Linked DNA regions of Homo sapiens: region 1 is linked to region 2. The links are chromatin contacts, found by Hi-C in ENCODE. All regions are on one chromosome and are shown on one strand. Each heading gives the region's core, a stretch centred on a gene start or an enhancer-like site at or near the end of the contact. The rest is flanking DNA. Distances are from core to core; before and after follow the strand shown.

Region 1 (2,700 bases), core at 138-2,637, 880 kb before region 2:
TATTCAAGACTTGGTATCATTAGCAGATGCTCTCCCAGTCCCAGAGAAAGGAATCACCTGGAGGGCACATTGTATCTTTTATCCAAGTAAAATTGGCCCAAACTGTTTACCCAACATTTGCACAAGTGCAACTTTACTGAAACTGATAAAACTACCTGCTCCCTAGCAGCCTTCACAGTTCCTGAAATTTCTAGGGCTGGTGATTTCTATTAGAAAGTACTGAAACACGTGAAAAGCAAGTAGAAGTTTATAGTGCCATTACCTTTGTGATTTTATAAATTGAGATGTAATTTTTTTAAGATTCAATTCCAAAATTAAAATTCAAATGAAGTCATTTTTAATGAGTTCATGGAAATGATACTGTCTTTATACATTTTGGTTTACTCCCACAGCTCAAGTGTTGCTTAAATCAGCTCTCAGATTTTGCCATGGTGCTTGTTCATGGGTCAGATAAGCCTGTTCTTAATGCATTGTGATCATAATGTGCTTGACATGCCCTAAGACTTATAACAGTCCAATTTTTTTCTGTGAATGTGACCTTTGTCTCTCTGGTTTCCACCTACCTGGCACCAGTGAGCTCAAATAACTATAGGTGACAATAATAGTAGTCTCTAGCTCTAGATAAAACAAACGTAATGGCTGAAATTCCCTGTTTACTAACATACCCTACATTTTCCACTTCTTTGGATATGACCCTAGGGTGTCCTAGTTTCAATTGGTGGTCATTATTTCTTTTCTCCTTAAAGCCACTGTTTTTAGAAACTTATTTCCTTAGTGCCTCAACCATGGTGAAGTTCTGGATGCTGCATTGAGGAGCTTCCAGATATTCTCATGCATTGTGAGTGATTTGTCTCCTTTCTTGATTTACCTTCTCCCTTGCTATTGTTTCTAATGATGTGGTTTCATCATACAGTGAGTGAGTTTAACATTTGCCACTGTGTCATTGAAGCCACATTCATTATGTCATCACCATCAACTCAATTCATCTTTTCTCCCCTGACAGCCTACAGTAATGGATCCCAGCCTGCCTACTTAGTAGTTGGAAGAAACCTACAGCATTAATTCAAGATAACTTGCTTGCTATTTGGTCAGGTAGCTAATGTGTTCATAAAACACAAATGTCCATTAAAATAATCACTTATGGAAAATAGTCCATTATAATTATGTATGTATGTCAATCAATAAACATGTTTTTAAAAGCTAATTTAATTGGAAATCAGTAGGACAAGGCCTATTATTGGCAGCTCAAATAGAGTGGCTTTGAGGTCTAAGTCCTTGCAACAGCCCTAGTTTCACAACACTTTTATTGTACTAATCTAGCAGTCCGACTCTGAAAACCTGAGACAAGTTCCGTGGGGGGGATGGAGAGGAAAGGGGAAAGAAAACTGAAAGCAATATAATTTTCTGTACCTATTTGAAACAATACTGAGAGCAAAGCAAATTTAACTCAGCTACTTGCTCCAGAAACTACTTGTTTCTTAAAGATAAGACTGAACCAACTAAACAGGTTACTTATAAAGACTAATAGCTTGTTTATAATGAATAGCTTCAAGACTCTGGCTTCTCTGAGCCCATTTGTCTAAATCTATTCTCTAATAAACTCTCTTCAATCCCAACCAGTACTGTTTCTTGCAAGATCTGACTTAAAAAGTCCTAGCCCAGGCCCTAAAAGTCTATTTGATATCTTACCTTGAAGTTCACCTTCTGAGACACTACTAAGATTTGTCATGGTGGTATTCTTTCTTTTTCATAAACAGGTATTTCCAGTGAACTTCTAAGGAGTCAACAGTTGACAAACCAAAAGATCCTACCAAGACCCAATCAAGATCCCTCCTTTACTGCATACATGAAGATCTGGAGAAATACATTCCCCTGAGATTTCTTGATCCTCTAAATTGGGATCGAGGGAGTGTCTCTGACCTCAAGATTGAGGTATGACTTGAATTGGGTCTGAGCTCCAATTTTGTTTTGTCAATTCACAAACATTATTTTCCCAGGGAGGGACAAAGAAGCATTTTAGGCATTTTTTTTAAAAAAGAAACATTTTAGGAATTATTAACATTTTAAAGAAGTATTTTAAATATTAGATAAAGATTTAGGTATCACATATTATATAAAGAAGACTTTTAGGAATTATTAAGTAGAAAATTGCCTATTTTTCTAACAACATGTCTTAGTGTGTTCTCACACTGCTGTAAAGAGCTTCTCTGAGACCAGGTAATTTATAAAGGAAAGAGGTTTAATTGACTCACAGTTCTGCATGGCTGGGAAGGCCTCAGGAAACTTACAATCATGGCAGAAAGGGAAGCAGGCACCTCCTCACCAGTGGCAGGAGAAAGAGTACAAGCAGGGGAAATGCCAGACATTTATAAAACCATCAGATCTCATGAGAACTCACTTACTATCATGAAAACAGCATGAAAGACACTTCCCCCATAATCCAATCACTTCCCTCTCTCTACACATAGGGATTACAATTCATGATGAGATTTGGTTGGGGACACAAAGCCTAACCATGTCACAACATTTTGGATCATCTCTGTCTTTCTGTTACAAGTCTTTAAGACGAAGCCTATAGAGAGAGGAGGTGCATAGGCCAAGTGCGTCCATCCCAAGTACTGAAGAATTTAAAAGATCATATCACGATGGCATTATTTGGACATAATTTGCATTGGGTCAGTTTTCTAAAACCTTATACAT
Region 2 (2,700 bases), core at 92-2,591:
GACAGGAAAAGGCTCCAGGGAAGGCGAGGTAGATGACGGCCAGGCACTCTAATTGTCGCAGAATCGATTTCGGCTTTGTGCGTGGGAAACACAAAGGAAGCGGAAAGTCGGAGGACTGGGCAGAACCCGAAACTCACCACCAATACACACTTTAGAATGTATTTAAGGACCCTCAGGGCATTGTTATTTTTCAAAAGTTTGGAGGCAATGCATGGAGATTTTCTAATATCCAAGGAAATAAAGCCTACTGGAATAGGTATGTCCGGAATCAGGAACCAACTTTACACACTCGGGCTGGGCACGTTTTCCCAGCCCTTCTTCGCAATCGCGGACAAGCAGCTGGTGCGGGTCAAAGGGTGACTGGGCTCCTTACTCCCTCCGGTCTGGGGCGCGCTCACTCCATATTTGGCCATTCTGCTACCAGCTTGGGGTTCTGCCTGGTAGAGGTCCCCTAACCCCGTGCCCTGCAGCCCATCATCACACGGTCACCGCCGGCACCAGTGCAGGGCTGGGGAGCGCGGGGCTGGGCCCCCCGTGGCGGGGCGGCACCGCTGGCGCCCGGGAAGGGCCGCGTCCCGGAAGTCTTTGTCTCCGCAGCTCCCGGCCCGGCGCCGCGGGTCTGCCTCCCCCGTGGCCCGGGCGCCCCGAAGCGCCGCGAGAGCGAGCACCCAACCCGGGCGACGAAAACGGACCCTGCCCCGGGCTCCACGAGCCCCTGGTGTCCCCTCACGACTCTGCACCCCCTGATCTGGAGCGCACAGAGCCGCACCCACCTCCGGCGCTGCAGAGTCCACTGCCCTGAGGCCACCACGTTCCTCGGGGCAGCCTCTCCTCTCGCCCCCAGCCCTTCCCCACCCAGCTCTGCAGAACTGGCTCCTGAACCACCGCCAAGTGCAAAGCCGACACGTCGCACCGCGGTAAAAATCGTTCCATTTCTGCCGGCTTCCCAGTCCGCCCCCGGCCGGCGAAACGTCACGTGAGCCGAGTGCGGAAGTCGACCCGAGAGGTGGGGGCGTGGGCGGCGCGCGCCCCACGGGACCCCAACCCGCGAGGTCTCGGCCCAGCCGGTCGCAGCTTCCGCGCGCCCTGAGCCCCCTCCCGGCCCCCTCCTGACCCGACTCTCACCGCAGCCCGCGGTGCCCGGCGGCGCACCACGGACACCCAGTCCATCCCTGCTACCTAAGCCACATCTGCCCGGGCGCTCACGCACCTCTCTGCGCGGTTTTCCTTCCCGCCGGAGAACTGGCGCCGCGTGGGTCTGGACCCGGTTACCTTCTTCAGTGCACTGGGGAGGGTGAGGCCAAGGAAGGAAGTGGCTGAGGCAAAGAGAAAGACGGCTGTGGAGGAGGAGGAGCAGGGTAGGGGGAAAAGTAAGTGTTTCTGCGCTCAAGAAAGGGGCCGCCCACACTCCCAGGGACAAGCCTATGAGGAGGAAACTCAGGGGAGGAGACGTCCAAGAAAGGGGCTGACTGCAGACAGGTGAAGCGCCCTGGGCTCCTAGGAAAACGGGCCCAGAGCCTGGATTACCTCACTTTTCCACCGTGCTACTCAGAGCCAAGGATCCCAGGATCTGCATCTGATCCTGGGCGTCGATTTCCTGATGGATTTCTCTCCCAACGTAAGAAACAAAGCGCCCTCAAATTGCTGAAGGCTGCTAGAAAGAACGTGGCATTCATGGGTTCCGGATGCCGGGGGCCTCCAGAAAACTACGACTCATGACTTAAAAATGGCTTAATTCGCAAAACAAAATGCAATCTTGAAAGCCAATTTGTCAGACTGCAAAGAAATTTTACTTGGACATAGATAGTTGTTGACCCTGGGTCAGTATCGGTTTCTTCCCTTGTTCATTCATTATTTCATACATTTAACTTCATAATTCAATTTATTCATGCTCCCTTTGTTTTAGTCACTGTTATTTTAATATATGCGTGTGTGAGAGAGAGATGCTTACCGTACCCAGAGAGTCCTTTTGGAAAGGAAACAGTTACCCAAACTATTTCTAGAGCAGGGGTTGCACAAATAACTACAAAAAACGTTCCTTACCCCCTCCCCACCCCCAGCCCAGCTAATTTAAATTAAGAGTGATCGCGTGACCCAAGAGCGCACAATCCGTGATGTAGTCATCATCCTGTGAGGTGACCTGGAGCAAACAGTTCTCATCAAACACGGACTCTGATAGTTAGTAAGCCAATCAGACACTCCCTTGGAAATGGAAAGTGGAGAATGCAGAGACGGAGCTGTCTGATGTAAGAGAAAGGTTGGAGCTAAGAGAGGGTAAGGCAGAAGGGGCCAAAATGGGCTTCGGATGCAAAACATTTGAGTAAGCAGAAACCAGGAGAATGTAGCAGCAGGTTGGGTGGAGGCACAAGTGGTAGAAGCCAGTCAAAGACAAGCTGAGACCAAGTGATGGAAGGAGAGCAACAAAGACCTGCTTCCCAGGGGCATGTGAGTGTTCAGTTCCCTGGGGCTGCACTGGATCCATCCACTTCCCACGCTTCATTCTAGTCTTTACGGTGAATACCTGTCTCCTGGGTGTGACTGAAGGAGTCTCTGTTCTGTAATCTTCAACAAAGGTCTGATTCTTCTAAGTGTCTCATGGCAGATAAAGTTTAAGGTGACTCCAAGATCTTTTCAGACCTATTTTTTTCTTTTACTTGTTTTATATTGTTACCAAAATGATTGAGGCCTATTTTTTTCTCA

What was found. Hi-C counts contacts between places; a loop is a spot of excess contacts on that map. Pooled maps may share reads with other maps.
Region 1: a loop to region 2 is called in a pooled map, with 5 times the contacts of the local background. The contact joins the enhancer-like site here to the promoter of ABRACL in region 2. A Hi-C loop is called at or near these places in 3 of 37 single-sample maps with no recorded cell type and 2 of 50 pooled maps.

Annotation. Positions count from the first base shown.
Region 1 is chr6:139,902,603-139,905,302 of GRCh38, reverse strand. No RefSeq gene overlaps it. Among named protein-coding and RNA genes, the nearest start is that of LINC02941, 72 kb to the left of the region's middle. RefSeq lists an enhancer at 1,610-1,729. Within about 2 kb of position 1,387, at least 4 of the 41 ENCODE cell types and tissues checked have a DNase peak (open chromatin) inside an H3K27ac peak, as active enhancers do.
Region 2 is chr6:139,027,386-139,030,085 of GRCh38, reverse strand. ABRACL (ABRA C-terminal like) reads right to left here and starts at 1,341. Exons shown (of 3, transcript NM_021243.3): 1 at 1,211-1,341. RefSeq lists silencers at 148-338, 388-757, 1,018-1,177 and enhancers at 1-377, 200-494.